2 separate regions of the Homo sapiens genome follow, and region 1 is linked to region 2. Evidence: chromatin loops called from intact Hi-C (ENCODE). Cell type or tissue: heart right ventricle. All regions are shown on one strand. Links, peaks and the distances in the headings refer to the core of each region. The heading gives the core; the rest is flanking DNA. Region 1 has its middle 13 kb from the start of LINC02229. Region 2 overlaps LOC124900988 (a long non-coding RNA gene).

Evidence for each region. A loop is a pair of places that touch in the nucleus more often than their neighbours do. Peaks named below come from ENCODE experiments on the same cell type or tissue, not always from the same donor. Only the 100,000 strongest peaks of a DNase experiment are listed, where the experiment ranks them.
Region 1: it touches region 2 in a loop (2.2-fold over the local background); 3 of 110 quality-filtered maps call a loop at or near these places.

What each region holds. Positions count from the first base shown.
Region 1 is chr5:66,492,748-66,504,002 of GRCh38, forward strand. No RefSeq gene overlaps it. Among named protein-coding and RNA genes, the nearest start is that of LINC02229, 13 kb to the right of the region's middle. In heart right ventricle, for the core only: CTCF peaks have their summits at 1,852 and 6,161 (motif pointing left); a DNase peak (open chromatin) is centred at 6,162.
Region 2 is chr5:66,319,090-66,330,344 of GRCh38, forward strand. LOC124900988 (a long non-coding RNA gene) reads left to right here. Exons shown (of 3, transcript XR_007058792.1): 3 at 3,744-7,689. Among named protein-coding and RNA genes, the nearest start is that of LINC02065, 120 kb to the left of the region's middle. RefSeq lists an enhancer at 9,591-10,790. In heart right ventricle, for the core only: no CTCF peak of the experiment used is centred there; a DNase peak (open chromatin) is centred at 5,492; H3K27ac peaks cover 5,050 bases.

The sequences.
Region 1 (11,255 bases), core at 1,366-9,365, 170 kb after region 2:
GCCTGGGGGCTACAGGCTGATAGGAGAACCCAGCCTACTGACAGATCACACTACAAGCAGTGTGGACTCAATTCTTTCATTCATCTTATCACATTAACCACTCATTTATCTAAGTAATGTCTTCCAGTTTAAACATTTACATTGCCATGAATAAATGAAAATGTATTTCACCTTGGTTAGCATAATCAAAGCTATAATTTTCTTTAAAATTAATAGATGAAGTCTAATATATACATTTACTAATTAGCAATTTGAACACCATGTGCACAATGGTACATGTACACAAACACACACTGATATCTTACCTTACCTCGTTTCTGTAAATTACCTAAATCTTTCCTTAATTTATTGACTGAAGAAATACGAGCAAAGAGCCCAAGGAATTTCCTGTCATTTCTCTAGAATGCATTATATCTTCCCCTCAGCTTGGCAATAAGGGGCCCTAACCTGAAATGTACAACTTGAAAATTTCACACACACACACACACACACACACACACACACACACACACGTGTGCTGCTTAGTTTTTAAATACGTCTTTGACTAAATGAATAGATGACCAGAATCATCTGGGAGCTCACTTTCTATCAGAAGAAATAGCAAGTTTCTTTGGTCCAGATTTGGTCAAATGCCTTTTGTCTTCAGAAAAGTATTAAAATTTATCCTAAATTATCATAGATCTGTAAATCTAGGCTCCAAAAGAGACTCCCTTTGGAAAGTAAAATGTAATAAAATTTTAAATAATTCAAGTTCGACTCACAACATTATTACCAGGGCTCATTGCCTCGGAGAGACCATTACTACATCAAAGGGGACTGTAGGAAGAATTAGTTAAAACTCTGTAGGTTGATGAAAAAGAATTGATTCAATGGTGTTTATTTATAATGAACACAAATATCTATAGCAATACTTGAAGTAATATGCTTAATTATATTTAGAACTTTATGCTAGGTTCTGAAACACTTGTTGACTTCTTTCAAAAGTCAAGACTTGCTCAGCAAGTCTTTATTTAAAGCGCTTAAGAGATTGGCAGGTTAGCAAATTTCAGCAGATTAGTGGGAAAAAAACAGCACTGTCCAGGAAAAGATAAAACAGACATTTTGGATAAAATATTCTTCAGAGAGGCTGAAATTTTAGCACCTTTTCTTTCTCAGCTTCTTCAGTTCTTGTACTAGAAAATTATAAGGGTACAGATACATTTACAGTGACATATATTTGTCAGTCAGTGACATTTACTGGGTCTGCCCTCTGCAGAAACGTGAACTGACACAGTGTGAGGGATTCAAAAGAACTGCAAGACCAGATCTTCCTCTCAAGAAATTGCACCTGAAAATAGATGAAAAACATATTCATAGAATAACACAGCAAGAGCATATGAATAGAGTAAAATCTCTAGGTACGTAATTAATGAAGGCTCATTGAGTAGAGGAATTGGGTCCAGTTAATCAGGAAAAGTTCTCAAGGAGAGATTTTAAAGCCCAATTTGAAAGGTGAGAAAGAGCTTAATGGAATGGGGTGAGAGGATACATCCCTCATTGCTTACCTATCCCCGCTTACAGATGAGTGTAATTTGGGGCTTGTGCAGCCAATGTCACTCTTCATATTGGTTAATGGTGTGACTGAAGCAAGGCAGCGTTACACTGAAAATGCTGCTCAAGTGCCATGTTACAGGGCAGGCAGGGGACAGGTTGGTATTCTATGATCCTCCTCTCTGAATGGCAACTTCCAAGCTAACCTCAGATCAAATAAATAACAAGAGTACAGAGGCTTCTTAAAAAGAGGGAACTGAGGTCAGGAAAGCATGTTGTCCATTTTGAAACAAAACAGTTGCTAAGCAGAGCTGACTGGAGGCACTATGAAAGAAGGAGGGCCCATAGGAGAGTGCGCCCCCTGTGGACCACGGGGGTGGCAATGGAGCGAAAGGAAGCCCAGGTGTTTCCTACAAGGTAGGGAGGAAGTATGTTGCTAACTACCAGGTGCCAAATACCTGCTTCTGCTCAGGTAAGGTGATTGCCCTCTCAAGGAGCAGGGATGGACTGGGGGCGGTGGGTGGCAGGAAAGGTTATGAGTTCAGGCGATTATGATATGGTGTAGCAAATGTTATCCTAGAGGTGAGTGAGAACACAGTGAGGACCCAGGGACATGTGTTGCCTGGGAGATGTCTGAAGACCACAGAGCTTGTGAGTGACATTTGACTTTTGAATCAGGCCGTGAAGACTCAGTAGTCATTTTCTAGGTAAAGAAGGTTGGGAGTCATTTCAGGCAGCGGGACAAGCCAGTAAGAAAATATAGAAGCATATAAGGGATGTTTCATGTTTAAATTATACATTTATTTTGTGAGATTTTTCTGTGTCTAAAAAGGCACAATCTGCACCTTAGAGGAAAGACCCCTACCTTCTAGGCAAGGGAGAGATAAGGAAGAAATGTTGGTCAGCACACTTGTGTAAAGTAAAGCAGTCTCATGAATCCAGCTGCTCATTTGTACGAAATCCCAAGGTCAGAAGAACACGCTGGACATCAGGGAGCTGTCAGCAAAATCCAGACTGTGGCAACTCAACTGGCCCCACTTGCACTGTAAGGCAAAGAAAAGGACTGTGGAGGTGTCTGCAGGTCAAAAGAAATTTAAAACACATTAGTGAAAAACTGGGCCAGACAGAACTATAGTTTTTGTCACTTGGTGAAAAGGAAAAACATAAAGGAACACAAGAAAGAGACTTCTATGAGAATTTGGGACCAGGGCACATGATGGGATTTTTGCAGTCACTGGAAAGTTCTTTTCTTGCTCTGAATGGTGGTTATAAGGGTGTTTGCTTTAATTGTTCATTAAGCTTAACATTTATTTTGTGAGGTTTTCTGTAGAAAAAAATTTTTAAATAAAATTGTAAGTAAAACTTTTCCAAGGGTGAACTGAGTTCCATGCAGAGATGAGTCTCACTTGTAGACAGAGGTCTTGCTGGAGCCAAACCCAGGACCATCTTAACTGAGCCAGAGAGAGTCTGACAGGAAAGACTGAACCTGCTGAAGGCAGCACAGGTCAGCTCTGCCTTACTCAGGCTGTGAGAGCACCAATGCTGAAGGCACACTGACCCGCCTGGTGAGCCATCCGCTTCCACACCTGCCTTTCCCAAGGCAGCAGTTTGTATCAAAAAACAGCCAAATAACAAACTATATGCATTATCCTAGGTTCTCCTTGCTAGAATGCAGCAGATATTTGATTCCTCCAATTACTGGGTAACTTTAAGTTTTAGGTAAGTTGGCTGAAAGTGTATTCATTAACTCTTCAGTTTGCCTTTTAAGATGGAGAGCAATGTGGGTCTAGGGCAGAAAAAAAAAAAAATAAAAGCATGTGCAATTCTCTCCTACCAATAATCTATGCATTGTGCAGGCCTGGTGTTGACTTTCAGATCACATCCCCCAGTTCCTGAGACTGTCGCACATGTTTGTTTTCTACTAAGGCGTTAAACATCTCAAATGGTAGGTGTCAGCATTCAGTGTACACGAGTGCAGCCAGACATTAAACAGGATAATAATAAAGCAATAAGTAATATGGTTAAACAAATACATTCCCAATTGCCCTTGTCTTCTTCAAACATCTAATGCAGATGTTTCCGTCCTTATTAGTTCAGTGCTTTGGTCTCTCTCTGCTTTTCCCCTGGCATGGTGGAAGCAGTGTGTCTCGAAGAGAGCTTTCACATGGAGAAGGCTGTCAGCCTCTCTTAAATATAAGCAAGTAAAAGTAACTAAGGACTGTTTGTGTGTGTGTGATGCTTTTGATACTGGTCCCTGTAGTCATTCTGGCTTGCCCGTTTTAATGAGTAAGGTTTTCCTTGCTGTCTTCATATGTATTATTAACTCCATACACAGAGGTAGGGAGGATATGTAGGAAAAACAAATCAAGGATCAGATGCTTCAGGTCAACAGGGCGTTCACAAACATACACTTTTCAATGTCATGACCAAGGTCAATTGAAACTGTAACACCACTTGGCAGAGGGAGAAGAGACATAGGAAGAGCTTTCAAAGTTTAGAGGAATGAACCAGCAAAAGTTAGCCAGCATGTATTAGTTATTCATATAAGAGAGAGCTCACTTTAAATATTAGTTTTCATGCTGCTCTTTTGTACAGAATTTGTGGGAGGCTAAAACCTCAGCTTCCTGGTATCCTTTTGAAATGAGTTATTCCAGATAGCTGAGCACAATGAATGCCAGAAATTCATCTAATTAAGCACAAAATATTTTTAAAAGCGTATTGGGTGGAACTTTCTGGAAAATGTTTTATGAACTCTTCTGAGTGGCCAATAGAAAGAGTACAGACTTTATGTTCTCATTGTTCAATTCCCACCTGTGAGTGAGAACATGCAGTGTTTGGTTTTCTGTCCTTGCGACAGTTTGCTCAGAATGATGGTTTCCAGCTTCATCCATGTCCCTACAAAGGACAGGAACTCATTCTTTTTTATGGCTGCATAGTATTCCATGGTGTATATGTGCCACATTTTCTTAATCCAGTCTATCACTGATGGACATTTGGGTTGGTTCCAAGTCTTTGCTATTGTGAAGAGTGCTGCAATAAACATACGTGTGCATGTGTCTTTATAGTAGCATGATTTATAATCCTTTGGGTATATACCCAGTAATGGGATCGCTAGGTCAAATGGTATTTCTAGTTCTAAATCCTTGAGGAATCGCCACACTGTCTTCCACAATGGTTGAACTAGTTTACACTCATCAACAGTGTAAAAGTGTTTCTATTTCTCCACATCCTCTCCAGCACCTGTTGTTTCCTGACTTTTTAATGATCGCCATTCTAACTGGTGTGAGATGGTATCTCACTGCAGTTTTGATTTGCATTTCTCTGATGACCAGTGATGATGAGCATTTTTTCATGTGTCTGTTGGCTGCATAAATGTCTTCTTTTGAAAAGTGTCTGTTCATATCCTTTGCCCACTTTTTGATGGGTTGTTTGATTTTTTTCTTGTAAATTTGTTTAAGTTCTTTGTAGATTCTGGATATTAGCCCTTTGTCAGTTGGGTAGATTGCAAAAACCAAGAAAGCTGGAATACTCACAGCCCCATTTACTAATTCAATGTCCTTTGGTAAATTAATTATCTTACTGAGCTTCCGTGTCTTAACCCTGTAAAATGGGCACAATTGCATTATATAGTTAAGTATCAAGTAAATATTGGTTAATTGTGAGAACTCTTCATTACTGACCTCTCTTAGGCTACCAGCCTGGCTCCAGTCTTTCACATTTTAGAAAGACATTGTCAGCAGGGCACAGTGGCTGATGCCTCTAACCCCAACACTTTGAGAGGCCAAGGCAGGCGGATCACCTGAGGTCAGGAGTTCAAGACTAGCCTAGCCAACATGGCAAAACCTTGTCTCTTCTAAAAATACAAAAATTAGCTAGGCGTGGTGACAGGCGCCTGTAATCCCAGCTACTCAGGAGGCTGAGGCAGGAGAATCGCTTGAACCCGGGAGGTGGAGGCTGCAGTGAGCTGGCTGAGATCGCACCACTGCACTCCAGCCTGGGAGACAGATGGAGACCCTGTCTCCAAAACAAACAAACAAAAAAACAAAAAACAAAAAAAGAAAGACATTGTCTGGAAAAATGCCAATGTCTCACCTGGAAGGTCACAGAAAGGGTGGAAGGATACACTTGATGATGTTGGAAGAATCCATGGTTTGAGGGCTTCTAGAAGGAACTGGAATGTTTGCATAGAGCTGGTTCTTAGGGCTGAGTATGCAGCATCTGTGTGATATGGTTGAGAACTGAAAGTTTCCCCTGCCATCTACCTACCGTCATAGGATGCCCTTTTGGGGTAAGACATTAGTCCTCTAGAACTTTTTTATTACACAGGGTTTTAGAAGGTGTGTGACAGACATGGCAAGACAACACACGATCCCTCTTCCTTGAAGAGGGATCTTCAAGGAAGGACACGCTGCCCAACTGCAAGACGTGTGCTTAGCCACAGCTTCCAGCTGTTAATTCAGGGTCAGCCTCAGCTTACTGGCCAAGATCACACTCTTTTTGGAACATCTGCCAGCCAGTGTCTGACCAAGGGGATGACAGCTGAGGGCACTGAGAGCATGCTTTTTTCATCATGGCTTTCAGCCAATGACTTTGGAAGACAGTGGTGCTAGGCCCTGACCATTTTGGCCCAACTTTGGAGCCCTCTACTGGGCAGTAGCTCCCATTGGAAAGGCAGAGACTGTCATGTCTGTATCACCATCTGGGGTTCTTCCTGCCCGATCTTGTTTCCTCTTCTTTCCTTTCATAGTGTTATTCCCTAGTAAACCTTTTGTACACCTAACCCTGTCTCAGCATCTGTCTGCTTCCTGGAACAGAATGGGTCTCACGTCACCTAGGGCGGGAGGAAGCATTAGCACAGCTTAGACCAGTGAGTCAGGGACCAAGAATGGGGCAGACCTCTGCACAGTTTAAAGAGGACGAGAAAAGTTGTGAGGGCACATTAGGGGAGACTCCAGGCAGCCAGGGGACAGCTGCAAGAGTTGGGGTTAGGGAAAAGGGCAGTGCTGTCTTCTTCACCATGAGCTGAGGACCCGACATGGAGGGGGATCCACTCAGGGTCATGGCGATCAACCAGGAATGGGGACAGACACAAGGCAGGCAGGGAAGTTGCTGAACTGTGCTTTACACAGGTGATCTTCAACCTCACAATAACTCTGCCAAGTTCCATACAAATAAGAAAAAATGAGACCCAGACAGGTTTGATATTCCTTTAAGCTGGTAAATGGTGAGAGTCAGCCTGTAGCTCCCTTGAGCTGAGATGCCTCTGGAAAGAAGGAGATGAATATTTCATACTTTTTTGGATCCGCTCAGCATCTTTTGCCTTTGGGAATGGGTGGTATTCATGCAGCCCTGCCTTTCTCATGATAAAGGGTGGGCGGGCAGGGAGTGGCAGAACACAGACTGACCAAACAGATTACTCAAAACCCCTGGATTTAAGGAATGATCTGGGGAGAGCATGTGACCCAAAGGGGCCAATCAATGTATTACCCTGCCTAGGAAATGATTTGCTAGTGCAGTACTGCTAGGTCTAGGGTGTTTTGAAATGTTCTGAAGGGATTTTTGGTGACTTCCTTAAAAGGAAGATGTCAACTTAAGTTTAACTACTATAGTCGGCAGATACTCTATAATCTTAGAAATGGGAGGTATAAGGACAAGTTTTAATTGTTCAATACATAATACTTAAAAAGGAAGGGCCGGGAGCAGTGGCTCAGGTCTATAATCCCAGCTACTCTGGAGGCTGAGGTGGGAGGATCACTTGAACCTGTAGGAGTTTGAGGCCAGCCTGGGCAACATAGCAAGACCTCCATCTTAAGAAAACAAAGTAACTTAAAGGGAGGGTTGTTGAGTATTATTCCAGACTTGTACATGGAAAATAGATACTGTCTAGGCCTGAAATCCCAGACTCCAATGGCTGGTTTTATACCTGTCCCATCGTCAGGCTCCACTGAGCTGCTGCCTCGTGTCTCATTGGTTTTATGAAACACTTGCATTAGCTGGTGGTTATGGTAGTTCTACCCTCAGGGAAAGTGCTGCTGCTTCTTCTCTGGTTCTAAGATGATATGTCTGACAGGGTCCTTGAAAGTACCTCTAGCACTCCTTGTTTCAACGATTGTGAGTCGTATCGTACACAGTTACTCCTATGCCAACTCTGCCCCCAGGGTTTGGTTTGAGAGACGCACTCAGTGTTCAGCCCATCACCCTCAACTGCTAACTTGCTGGCTTCCCCAGCTCTCTATTTCACTGTCTCCCACCCTCCACCACATCCTAGTATTCAACAGCTCATTAATATATGTAGTAATTAATTATACATTAATTATTATATGTAATAATAAACAGAGCCAATGGACTTGGCCTTGTTTTAGGTATTGAGGATACAATGGTGCACAAGACAGACAAGCATTTGCCTCCTTAGGGTTTCAATTCTCGGGATAACTCACAATTAAATGCAAGTTGACATTCAATTAACTGGCCCACCGTATTCCATAAACACACTTCTCTGTGTCCACATACATCCTTCCCCATGTTTTGGGGGAGAAACTGTCCCTCTACCTACCACTTGGTTACCTGGGATATTTCCTATCCCCTCTTGACTCCTCATGGAAATTTCTCAGTAAATCAATTCCTCACTTCGTTTGCTAGTTTCTTCATTTGATTGGCTAATTCCCTGTGCATGTAAATATGAGCCAATAAAGTGAAGGGCTCATACAGCCCAGTCTTTGGGTGATACTAAGAAAACAAATGTGGCAATACAGGTAGAGATTGCATGAAAAGCAAATACACCTGTACACACATTAATGCATTTTATCCTTTATTGTGTGTCATTAATCAGATTTCTAGAACCCTTTTTGAATGAAAAAAAATTAAACTCTTGACAAACAGTGGTCTCACAAAGATGCTACCAACTGGTAAAGTCTTTCTGAAATGATTAGCTCTTCCCATTTTCTGATAATTCTGTCTAAATGTGCTTTAGATATATTGAGACTATTTGGTTAGATGCATACAAATCCAAAATTTTTTTTAAAAAAATTTTTGGTTAATTTCTTCCAATTATCAGAGCATGATGGTCTATTTTATGCCTAGTTATTGCCTTAATGTTTATTTTTTCTGGCAATATTGTCACAAATCTTTTATTATTCCTTTATTATATCACTGCTATCTCATGTTAAACATTCTGTGTTGCTAAGTTTCAGACGTGACTCTTCTAAATAGCTTATAATTTGAGTTAGTTTAGTTTAAAAAACAAAACTAAACTAAACACGGGAGCCCCCTGTCTTTTAAAGTAGTTGAATTCATCTACATTTGATGCAATTTCTGAGGTATTTGAATTTATTCTGCCTTTTATGTTGTGTTTTCCATGTATCATTGTTTGTATTTCCCTTTTGTTTCCTTTTCTGACTTCTATTGGGTTTAAACTTTTTAAAAAATCAACTTTTTTTTTTTTACTAGTTTGGAAGCTACATATTTCATTTCTATTTGTATGAGTTTTTTCTTTAAAAATTTTAACATGCACAGCTAACAAAATCTAAATTATTGTTGCTTAGTATTTTAGTTCCATCCTATTTTCAAAACCTTCAACATTAGAAATTATTATTAAAGCATATTGAATTTACCCACAGAAAAGAGGCCTCGTTACTCAACATTGCACCCAACTTCTTCCTTCTGGGTTCAATTTCCTTGTTTTCTGAATTATGCTTTATACTAGTTCTTTCAGTTGAGGCTATGTGGGTTGTAAAATCTTTCAGTATTTGTCTCGAAATGTCTTTATTTTGGCCTTACTCTTGAATAATAACTTTGCAGGGCATAAAATTGTAAGTTGCCTTCTATTTTCTGTGAAGATTTGATTCTATTGTTTTTTTTTTTAAATTCTATTTGTTGCTGATGAGAAATTTACTCTTAGCCATCCCTCTATAGACACTCTGTCTTCTCTGGTTGTTTATAAAAAGTTTTTCTCTTGATCCTTGCATGCTGAAGTTTTGCTACAATATGACTCCGTGTGGATTTCTTTATATTTACCTTGCTTGGGGCTTGGTATCAACCTAACGATCAAGCATGTAAAAATTCAGGAAAATTCCATACCATTTTCTCAAATATTGCTTGTCACTCATTTTCTCTGGACCAGTGGTCAGCAAACTATGACCCATTGGCCAAACCTGTCCACTGCTTGTTTTTGCAAATAAAATTTTCCTGGAACCTAGCCACACACATTTATTCATATAATTTTTATGGCTGCTTTTGTACTACAACTGCAGACTTGAGTATTTGTGACAGATTTTATGGCCCATGGAGTCTAAAATATTTACTGCTTATTTCTTTACAGAAAAAGTTTGACAACCTCTGCTCTAGACCCTCATTCTGAAACTTCTATTAGACATAAGTGGGCTTCATTTTCTACTTTGTGTGTTTAATCTCTAATTTTCGTTTTTTTACAATTTTATCTCTCTGTGCTGCATTCTGGGTAATTTTCTCTGGAGCATGTTTTAGTTAGTACATTCCTTTAAAATTATGTGTAATCTAATATTTAGTCCATCAATAGAATTATTTATTCAGTGATATTTTTCATTGCTGGAAACTTTTTAATTAAATTTTAAAATCTTTTTGTTCTTTGCTCATTATGGCATCTATTCTCCACCTCCATTGCCCATTTTGAATGTTTTTAAATTGATTCATCACCTTGAGTTTTTATGGTAGTTAACCTTCTGTTTGTATTTGCTGGCTCTTATTATGGTGCGTCACGTCCTTTAGTGGCATGTTATTTTTGTTTGTGAGCTCATCTTCAGTGAAGATTTGATTTTTCTTCCTGTAGTATTTTAGTGTGTCCCTGGGTTTTGGACATATTGAGAGGTGACAGCGTGCTGGCAGCCCTCGCAGCCCTCGCTTTCGGCACCTCCTCAGCCTTGGTGCCCACTCTGGCCGCGCTTGAGGAGCTCTTCAGCCCACCGCTGCACTGTGGGAGCCCCTTTCTGGGCCGGCCAAGGCTGGAGCCGGCTCCCTCAGCTTGCAGGGAGGTGTGGAGGGAGAGGCGTGGACGGGAACCGGGGCTGTGCTCAGCGCTTGCGGGACAGCGCGAGTTCCGGGTGGGTGTGGGCTCAGTGGCCCTGCACTTGGAGCGGCCAGCCGCCCCAGACAGTGAGGGGGTTAGCACCTGGGCCAGCAGCTGCTGTGCTCGACTTCTCGCCGGACCTTAGCTGCCTCCCTGCGGGGCAGGGCTCCAGACCTGCAGCCTGCCATGCCTGAGCCTCCCCCTGGCTGTGGGCTCCTGCACTGCCCGAGCCTCCCCGACGAGCGCCACCCCCTGCTCCACTGCGCCCAGTCCCATCGACCACCCAAGGAAGGGCTGAGGAGTGTGGGCGCACGGCGGCGCGGGACTGGCAGGTAGCTCCACCTGCGAGGCCCTGGTGCAGGATCCACCGCATGAAGCCAGCTAGGCTTCTGAGTCTGGTGGGGACTTGGAGAACCTTTACCTCTAGCTAAGGAATTGTAAATACACCAATCCACACTCTGTATCTAGCTACTCTGGTGGGGACTTGGAGAACCTTTATGTCTAGCTAAGGGATTTTAAATACACCAATCGGCACTCTGTATCTAGCTTAAGGTTTGTAAACACACCAATCAGCACCCTGTGTCTGGCTCGGGGTTTATGAACGCACCAATGGGCACTCTGTATCCAGCTAATCTAGTGGGGAGGTGGAGAACTTTTGTGTCTAGCTCAGGGATTGTAAACGCAC
Region 2 (11,255 bases), core at 1,209-9,208:
TAAGTTTATTTTAAGGATGATAGTCAATGTGTCTCTTCACTAAAGACAATACTTGTCATTGTTTTTTGCTCCTTTATCTTCACAGTCCACTTCTGTATGTTCTCCTGTGGGTCACAGGACTGTCTATGCATCCATACAAAATGCAAAACAGGGGATGACATCCTAGAATGAATTGTGGCAAAACAGCTTCAAACTAGCCAAGAAGACAAACAAAATATGGAGGGAAAATTGAATAAAATTAAATACCCAGAGTAATGCCCCCCAAGGCAGATCCCCAATCAAGGATTTGAGCACATGTAACTCAACTGAGAGTTCACTCCAGAAGCCACTGGTAGATGGGTGGGGAAGTGAGACGAGAAAAGACACCAGTAAAGGGTACGTGAAAGCCAGGCACCTGGAGCTGGGGCATGTGGGAGAATGTTGGGAGACAACATAGGACTTCCCCCGGGGTCATTGCAGCTGGATATTGATTCAGCAGCTTTCATCACTGGTTCAGGCTACCTTTGGGGTCATTAACTCCTTGACTCTTCCACCTTGCCCTATGTGTCAGCTGAGTATGTTCCCAAAATCAGAAAAAGAGCCCTCCTCGGTCAGACAGTCACAGGGGTTCCCAGTAAGCAGTGTTTGTCATGTTGTGTGGAAGTGGAGCCGGGAGGATGGACAGGTTTCAGGGTGCCACTGCAGGTGGCACACATGTGTGCCATGAGGGAATGCTCTGTGCAGCCTGGGAGGGGACTCCTGTGGTGGCAGCCCACATTTCTCCTCCCCTTGGGAACTTGTTTGTCCCTGTCTCACTGTACCTGACTGTGGCAATTCAGCCTTGGCTCTGATGTCAGCTTCCTCTGCCGCCCTCTTTCCTAAGCATTAGGCCAGGGCCCCCAGCTCTGCTCCTGATGGCCAGGGAGAGCCATTTCTGGGCTAAGCACACTGTGGCAACTGAGAGGAGAAAAGTGAAAGAAAGGCTGTGTGGCTCTGACCATTTGTCACCTCTGCTGAAGTGGTATTTAGGGAGATTCAGCTCCCAGAGGTGTTTTCATTTTAGTAGGCGGCTCTCAGTCTAGAAGTCTATAGGATTCAAAAGAAGGAATGTTTCAGGTGTGATTTGGGCACTCTGACAGTCTATTTGTGGCAGGGCCTCAGGAACATCACACACAAGCAGGAGATCCTGGCTCATTTCTCTCCCTGGTCCTGGCTCCACAGCCTCCATCTCCTCAGAACAGGAGACTGTAGGAAACCCCATTCCCAGGCCACATGGATGCAATAGTCCCTGTCCCACTGGCTCATACCCTATCCCATCAACACTGCCAGTCCTCTACTGGGAGTAGGATTCTGGGAGAGAGGGAATTCCCTTCTGGGAGGAGCTAGGCTAGGTAGAAGCCATACAACCTGAAGGGTCTCAGACTACCTGGGTTTGCATCCCTGTCTACTCATCAGCTGTAGGCCTTTGGAAAAGTTATCTAAATTCCCTATGTCTCAGTCTCTGCATCTGTGAAATGGGATAATAATAGTACTTACCTCACAGGGTATGTGAGGATGAAATGATTATTTTGTGAGAAGTGCTACGAACTGCTAAGAAGTCCTGGCATAGTAAGTGTTGTGAAATATACAGGACAGGAGTGTGGAGCTGAATGCCAGGGGATAGGGGCTCTAACAAGTGGTGGAGTCGACAAGCTGTGTGACCTTGGAACAGCCGTTTAACCCCTTAGAATCTCAGTTTCTCTTTGTAATATTTACACAAAGTCGTTGTGAGAATTAAGTGAGGTAAGGATGTGAACTATCGAGCACAGAGTTTGTCCCACATAAGACAATTTGGATAAATATTGCAACTGTAGTAAAAGGTCTTACCGAGGATTTACCTTGTCTTTTGCACAAGAGATTAAGTCACTGTGGTGAAACTGAAGAGGAAGCTTTGTCCTTTTTGGATGTGGGTGGGAAGGAGAGAAGATGAGGTACGCGTCGGGATGGAGTGGGGAGGGGAGGATGAGGGGGGAAGGGAACAAAGGGGAGCTGTAGGAATTTATTCAAAGGAAAAGACATCATTATATTGAAGGGCCATCTGAACCCCTGTGTTTATTGCAGCACTATTCACAATAGCCAAGACCTGCAATCAACCTAGGTGTCCAACAACAGATGAGCAGATAAAGAAAATGTGATATATATATATATATATATATATACACACACACACAATGGACTATTAATCAGCCATAAAAAGAATGAAATCCTGTCATTTGTGGCACCATGGAGGGAACTGGAGGACACTATGTTAAGTGAAATAAGCTAGGAACAGAAAGTTAAACACTATATATTCTCACTTATATGTGAAAGCTAGAAAAAGTTGATCTTATAGAAATGAAAAGTAGAATAGAGGATACTAGAGGCCGGGAAGAGTTGGGGGAAGAGGGGGCTAGGGAGAGATTTGTTAAAGGACACAAAATTATGGCTAGATGGGAGGAGTGAGTTCTAGTGTTCTATACCACTGTAGGATGACTGTAGTTAACAATAACATATATATAGTTTCAATTAGCTAGAAGCAGGGATATTGAACAGGAGGAGAACCAGTGGATTTCAAAGGCTGAAAAGAAAGATCTGCTTGCTTTCTAGGGGTTGGAGGCACAGGGATGTGGATTACGGGGAATTGAAATAGTCAGAGAGTTCTTGCTATGTAAAACAATTCTGACAGACAATCCCTGGAATCCTGACACCTGGAGGAGGGAGGGAGGGAGTATCACCTAAGAACTGCTGTCCTAGAACCCTTGCTGGGGAGAGGGGTGCACAGCCTTCGCTGAGCTGGACATTAAAGTTGACCATCCTCCCTCAGAAGACCAAAGGTATAAGGCCAGCACAGTGTGGAGGGAACATCTCAGGCTGTGGGCAGTCAGAGTTCAGCAGCCATGTTGGTGGCAGCAAGGAACCAGGCAGGAGTGGATTGTTCAGAGACCAGTGCTCTCCTTGCCGAATATGAGAGGCAGGCTGGCCATTAATATGGGGCTGAGGTTATTAGGAAAATACTGGACTTATTGCTTTATGGTAGGTGGGTGACTGAGGTGGTTTTATTTTATTTTATATATATATATATACACATACATACATATATATACATATATATGTATGTATATATATGTATATATATGTATGTATGTGTATAGAGAGAGAGAGAGATTGAGTGATGGATGCATGCTAGCTGTGGCCTGAATTAATGGAGCAAGTCTTTGTTCTGTGTCCTATTGGTAAAGATAGGAGAATTCTTTAGTGCTCTAGGGTTGTCTGTTCTCACTGGGGCCTTTGGTCAGGAAAGGCGGCCATTCCATGACAAGAAACCCAGGAGCAGGACCTGTGCCCCTCCTCACACAGGATACCTACAACAGGCATTTGTAATGACTTAGAAATTCATGCACTACTTTTCTCATTTAATTCTTATAATAACCCTGCAAATAGGCATTTGTCTGCATTTTAGAGATGAGAAAATTGAAGCCTAGAGAGGTGCAGTCATTTGCCCCGGTCTCATGATGGAGGTGGTGCTCAAGCACAGGCCAATTTCAAATTCTGCTTTGCTTCCCATATCCCATTCTCCCCCATGAGACTTCACAGTGCGTGTGTGAAGTGCTCCGGATGTTGGGATTGAATACAATGGCAGTTCTATTGCACACATTTTTCTTTCTTGCCGGGAGTCTAGGCTTCTTTAAGTGCATAAATAATACATAAATTAGTATGTTGAGCTGATTCCCACACTTTTTCAACAGACCTTCAGTTCTTCCTGAGATCGATAAAGCTTAAAAGAAAAGAAAAAGCCAACTCAGCTTGTGCGTGGATCCTGGACCTTGCTCTAATACAGACCCCGCTCCTGGAGTGTAAGCCATGCTTGACGGCTCAGCTTTCTTGTCACTAATGAGGTGGGATGTGGTTGTGCATTCAAAATCTAGCAAGGACGAAGTGAGTGCACCACTGATTAAACATGGAGAGAAATTTCTTTCCAAAGGGCTGTGTAAGAGGAGAAGCAGGAGATGTATGTAAGATTTCTCATTTGTGCAATGCATCCTCTGAACCACTGTGATGCCACGGGCTGCTGAACTTTCCACAGGGGCCATTAGGGACGAAATCACACCGATGGAATGAAAGGGAAAATAACCAAAGACAACAGCAACAGCTCAAAACACCAGAAAAAGCAGCAACACTATATCTATCCGTCACTGGCCCAACTCGACATCTGGAAAAGAACCCAGAGTAGCTGCCAACCAGATGGCCCCTTGGTGTAAGTGGGAGGAGGTACCTGTCCAGGCACATGCAGCCCTACACAGGCTGAATTTCAGGCCTCCTCGTGCAGGGAACCCTCTTCCCAGCTGTACATGGTCCCCTGAGCATTCGCATGTAATTCTCTCATCTTTCCAGCCATTCTTTTTCTCTTTCCTTTTTTTAAGGCCTGGCAGCTACCTTTTTTTTTTTTTTTTTTAGGACCGTGAAGCTGCAGCCTCTGACATGATATGTAGATAAAAGACGTCACGGGGATAAGAGCTAGAGAAAGCTTTAACGAGAAGAGCTTAGACCATTTTCAAAGCTCCTCCACAGTGCACGGAGGGGCCCAAAGCTGGCGGAGCGCTGGGCGACACGCTCCCGCTCGCACCAAGGCCTCGCTCTGATGAGCTGGGCAATTGGGAGACTGTTTGAACAAACCAAAGAAAAATATCAAAAGGCAAATTGGAGTTAGGGAGAAAATGAATAGCCCATGATCTCCAAGGGAGATTACAGAGGTAATGACAAAGCAGGCAGGTTTTTAGAGGCGCTGTTATTCCAAGAAAGGTAATTTTGTTCAACTTATTTTTTTTTTAACGGAAAAGAGGATGAAGAGATCAGCACTAGCTAAATCATCACTGTCAGATAAAAGATAAATCTTTCATTAGGAACCATATCTTTGCATGCCCTTTTGACATTGAAGAATATATTTGATGTAAGGATTTGGGGCTTTATCAAAACTATAGTATTCTAAAATAAACAAAACCACAATGTCATGTTTTATTGGAGAACAGCCATAAAAAAATGAAAAGAACTTTTAAGATTAATAGCACATTTTCCCTATAGGAGCTTTGCTCTTTTTGATAGCTTTTTAAGATCCATACTCACAGAATGTTTGCATATTCAGCAAACATAGACTTAGATAACAAGAGGAGCTGCCTTTAACCCCTGGAGATTCAGACTCCATCCAGTCTTCCAGTGCCTGCCAAGCTAGAGAAAGGACAAAAGAAACCTTAACCAAGAAAAGACCCTCAAGAAACTATCCTGCTGCTCCACCTCCTGGGACTTGGTGCTTCCACCAGGTCCCTTCTTCCTTCCTCTATCCCCCCTCTCATTGGTCCCCCCTCTTACCTGGCCTGGACTGTGCACCTGCCAAGTCTCCCTGGGACTGGCATTGTGCCCATGTCATGGTTCCTGCCTTTGACTTCCCTAAGCCTGTGCCACATCACCACACAGTCTGTTCCCATCCCCCTGGGGAGAGCTCTGCCACCTGGCTGGTCTCCCAACTCATTACCATTGGCTGCAATTCCCGAGTTCTTTGCCTTTCATCAGCCCCTAGCTTCTCTGGACATGATCTTCTGACCAGCCAAGTCTCCTCCTCTTGCCTGCAGCTGTGTTCCCACCTTAATATCTGTCCTACTCTGGTAGACAAATACCTTCCCCAGGTTTCCAAACCCTTTGTCTGGCTTATAAAACACCACTTCTTTAGGAACAGTTCATGGATCTTCAGTTTTGAGCTCTGCCATCAATAGACTCAGAGACCCCCCTCTCTGTTTCTGTTCCATTCTCTGGTGACTTAGACTCCTCATCCTCTACCCAGTGTTTTTTCTCTTCCAAGAGTCTTCATTACTCAGTGCATGCTCCCTTAGAACATCAGCTTCTATGTGGCCCATTTAGCCACTTTGTCTTCCCTCTGTCTCTCTGTTTCCTTCCCCCGCTCTCTCTCTATCTCCCTATCGGTTATAGGTTTACCTTTCAGCTTCCCTTAATTATTGCCTGACTCTCTGATATTTTTGAGAAATTTTATTTGCACAGCTTACACCTTTTATTTATTTATTTTGCATGAGGTTCAAAACATGCAAACAAAGGAAAAAACAGAGAGAATTCTCCTACGAATTGCTTGTTCATGGGACGGGTGCCTCCTTCTACTCTAATCAGTCTGGCTACAGGTTGTCCATTTACAGAAAGTACTGTGGATGTGACACGGTTTCTAGGAAGGTCTTGGGGTGAAGCAGGCACCAGGACATGTCTAGCATTTACCATTTACTATAAAGTAAATAAGGTTCAAATTGAAAAATAATTAAAAGGATCGAGCTATTCCAGGTGGATTAAAAAATGGCCTCAGATCTTTCCAGATTATCAGAGTTCACCAAGTCATCCAATCCTTGGGGAAATAAAATTAATGAAATCGGGTTCTGAAATTCTGAAGAAAAAGAGAAAACACACAAACTCAAAAAACAAAACAAAACAAAAAACTCTGAAGAGGCAGCTTTGTGTAGTAGAAGGAGGAGTGAATGAGACCCAGAAAACTTGGGTTGGAGTTGTCTGTGGCACATTGCATGAGTCATTTCTCTGGGGCCATAGTGGACACTGTGACCCTGCCCCGATCCCCATCACGGGCCCAGGGACCCATCTCCCAGCTGCTGTGGGCACTGAGATCTAACAGCTCACAGCTGTTCCTTTCTCTGGGAACCATCCACTTCTGATATCAGCTCCCCACTTTTTGGGGGAAAGCCTATAGCCAGAGCCCTTCAGGCCAAGACTGAACTTTGCTGAGGTCACATCCTTAACCAGCACTTGCTTCTTCCTTATACTACTTCTCTTACTCCCTCAGATGTGTTTCCTGAAGAGCACGCCCTCAGTAAATCATGGGCACCTGAATCCCTGTCTCAGGCTCTGCTTTCAGGGAATGTGTGACCTAAGATAGCAACTCAGTTTACTTCTCTGTGCAGTGAAGTGGGAGGCTGGGTTGATTAGCTCTGAGGTCCCTTCCTACTCCGATATTCCTTGGTTCTTTTTTGTGCATTATCTCACTTCTATTTCCAAAATAGACCAAGCTTAGAAGAAAACTTGTGATAGTATTGGAATAGCTGCATTTCCATGTAGCTTACTACATAACTGACATAAGCTAAGGGTGTCTTAGCTAATCAGATCTCAACATTTTCTTCGGTTACCCCTGGCAATGGGATTTGGAAGTGTTGCAGGGGTGACCACTGTGGTGTGATTTTTATCAATGTGCTTATATTATACACACACAAAGTTCCTGGCTTTCTGAACCATGCAGACATTTCAGAGTGCTGAGTTCCTGGAATGTGAACCTATTCAGTCACTTCTATCAGCCTGCCTTGGTACTTGTTGACACCTAGGCAGATATTTGGAAGTCTCACATGGTGTTCCTCACATAGAACAATTTGTAAGTCATTTACAGCAATAGGCAGACTGTGTTCCAAGTTATTTGTATCTAAAAAATGTTGGTTGCACATGATTGTATTATTTTCAGTCTCGGCTTGGGTCATGGAAAAACTGAAGATGCATTAGATCATCAAAGAAAATGGCACAAACAACCCTGCAAAAGAAAGGATCTTCTTCCAGATTAAATCTCTTATAATATAACTCCTCTATTGGATGGTTAATTCTAACTATCCAATGTCTCCCTTTTTTTTTCTTTAATTTACCAGCCCGGGCAACATGGTGAAACCCCATTTTAACAAAAAATACAAAAAAATTAGTTGGGGGTGGTGGCATGCGCCTTTAGTCCCAGCTACTCAGGAGGCTGAGCCTGGGAGGTCGAGACTGCAGTGAACCGTGATCATGCCACTGCACTCCAGCCTGGGTGACAGAATGAGACCCTGTCTCAAAAAAAAGAAAAGTTAACAGCCTTTGCCAGAACTTTCTCATATGACCATTGCCAAGTAGCCATCAGTGACTTTCATTTAGGAAACCATATTAAATGAACCTACTGAACATGCAGTTCTTGGTGTGGAACTCAAGATCTGACTGCTTTCTCTTCTACTGACTTCACCTTGTTAGCATAACAAGGCACTCAACACTCCTGTGGCTGAATGAGTTTTGCCATCAATGAGAGATAATAATTATTCCCAAAGGGTTATCTGAGTGTTGCTTAGGGAATACTTACAAAGTGCTTACCGCACCCCCAGTTGGGCTCCAAGTCAGCTCACAGTGTTCCTTCCAAACACGCAGAGCTAGCTGGGGATCATAGCAACATTGAATTCAGAAGTAAGTGGCTTTCTGCTGTTTCTGTCCCCAGATCTGAACAGTCCCAAGCAGAGACCCCCTAGGGAGCTCCCTCTGCCCTGGGCTTTGCTTTGAGCTCTGAATGGGGTCTATGGTGGGAGAAGAAAAGAGGGAGAAGAATTGGCATCTACTTATGGGCTTTGTACTAAGGGCCCTGCCTTATGCCAAAGGGATCCATGGAGCAGACTCAGGGCTTCTTTTACTGTGTGCTGTGTGTCCTCTTCAGTTCATTTTCCTAAAATCCAGGGCCATCCAGCTTCCAGGGTTCAGGAGAGGAATGGTTCGATGGAGATAGGACTGGGAGACAGAAGACCAGGCTCTAAAGACCAGTATGAGCTTGGCCAAGTCAGTTAACCAGCCGGGACTTAGATTTCTTCACCTGAAACAGAAGGGGCTGAGGAGAAAATGCCTCTTTCAATCACAGAATTGTGCCATTTTAGGCATGGTAAAGTCCCAGAAATCATCAAGACCAACCTCCTCACTGATGGATGAAGAAATGGGGTTGGAAGAGTCACTTCTGCACCTGCCAGGTCTGTGCTCAGAGTCACTCAGTGTGGGAACTGTCATCACTGTGATTCCTGATTGTGCACCTGCCAGGTTTGGTGCTCACCCCAAGCTTTGATGATGTTGGTGACCCAGAGTCAATTTCAGGGTTTGGTTTGAAAGTAAACTTTGGGACTTTCTGGACAGTGCCTGGCACCTAATTTGCATGTACTCCTCTATCCAGTGTAGGTAGAGTGGGTATATAAGGAGAAATTTTAAAATTTTAGGTTATTGCCAATTTCCTTACATACCTGAAGTTGTAATTTGAATGTGTCTCCTCCAAAATTCAGGTATTGAAACTTAATGGCCAATGTGACAGAATTAAGAGATGAGGTCTTGAAGAAGTGATTAGGCCAGCAGGGCTCCTCCCACATAAATGGGATTAAAGCCCTTATAAAAGAGGCCTCATGCAGCAGTGTTTGGCTTTCTTGCCCTTCTGCCTTCCACATGGGAGGATGCAGCATTCTTCCCCTCAGGAGGACACAGCAACAAGGCACCATCTTAGAAGAGAGATAGGGCCCTCACCAGCTGGCCCTTTGAACTGGGACTTCCCAGGCTCTAGAACCATGAGAAATAAGTTTGTTCTTTATAAGTTACCTAATTCCAGGTATTTTGTTAAACCAGCACAAAACTGACTAAGACTCCTGAGGAGAAGGTGAAGGGTTCATTGGTACAATACTCAGTTGGGTGGTGGTCGGAGTGGGCACTGGTTGTGTGTCCTACTCAGAGCATAGCACAATGGAGGTTGAGAGAAGATGAGAAGCGTGATGCCTGGTTGGTGATAGAAGGGTATGAGTATTCCTCAGCATAATTCCTGGTGTTACTGATTAAAGGGCTGTGGATTACTTCCGTAAAAGAGCTCAGATCTTGGACAGGTTGACTAATTCAATAAGCAGGGACACTACTGTGAGTTGTTTTCCAGGGCTGAACTGAAAGGACACTTGATTGTCCTACAATGATGGAGCTATAGAGTATGGAGACCCAAGATTAACCTTTCCAAAGCACACGCTGGGAATTACTCTGGGTGTGGGTGTGGAGAAAGGAGAGAAAAACTGAGAAACTCAGAGACAGAGTTTGAAGAGGACTTTGTAAGTGAAGGTTTTTACCATCCCTTGGTAAGTGTGTCCCTTTAAGGAAGAAAGGGGCTGGCTCCCATTTGGATCTACACATCCCTGGGGAAGATATCAGAATTTTCCATTAATAAACTTAGGAGTTTTAAGATCCATAAAGTCTATGTGGGGAATTGAGTTGGTAGTCAAACCCTTGAATTAAAGCTTGATTTCAGAGTCTCAGTAGGTGTGGGTGAGGTGAGGTGAGGATGGCATGGGTGCCTCATCTAAACAAATGAATCATGGAAAATACCTTGAATCACCTAGCCCCACCTTCCTCCCACTGCAGGAATCCCTCACACAACAGCTCAAACAGATAATCCTGTAGCTTCTGTTTCAGTTCGTGCATTGACAGGAAACTAACGAATCTCTTAACAGTGATAGGCTTCAACAACCCACTGTGGGCTGACGTTAATTGTTAGAGGCTGCTTCCTTGCATGAAATTAAATATGCCTCCTCTTGGCCATAGTTCTCCTCTCTAGAGCTAAACAATTATATTGACTTTCAACATACTGTCATTCCAAAGAGAGCTATTCAGCCCCCACCTTACTCTTCCCCCATTGTTTTCTTTTTCAGGCTAAATCTCTTCAGTTCATCCCCTTGTTGATCATAGAACATACTTCTAGATTTCTCTGAGCTCCTTTGGATGTCTTCTGATTTGTCAACATGTGCTATGGCCTGGCCTCTTTCTTCTCTCTGTAAGCCAAGAGGAACATAGCACTGGGCTTTCCTGCATGTGGCAGTTAGGAGTTTTCTGAGCCTTCTTGAATGATTTTTTTGGCACAGTCTGGCCTGCTCTGTGCCTAGTGACCATTTGTGGCTGCCCAAAGGTTGGGGAACTTTGCCCAGGTGGGAACAGTCTGACCTGGAAAGCTTCTTTCCCCAAGAAGTATAGGGGAACTAGGTTGGAAAAGACTTGCCTGTCCTCTTCAGGGATCTGTCTACTCCTTAGAATAGTCTGCACCTCTCATTTTCTCAAAGATCATGGCCCCGCTAAGGCCCAAGGCCACAGCATAGAATTAATTTTGGTCCTAAAGAAGAGTAGATAATGATCTGGCATTCCTGATCTCCATCCATCCATCCATCCATCCATCCATCCATCCATCCATCCTCACATCAATCATTTATCAGCATGCACTGAGCAATGACTTTTTCGTAGGCAATGAACTAGGCAGGGAAATAGGACCTGTGAGTTGCAGTTTCCTGCTGAGGAATCTCTCTTCTCTTCCTGAGCCCCACCCCTCTGTAAGTAGTCAGAGACTCAAAGAAGACTTAAGAAGATCCAGGAAGATTAAGGCAGAGCCTCAAGAAGGTCACAATCTAAAGTAGTTTATAGTG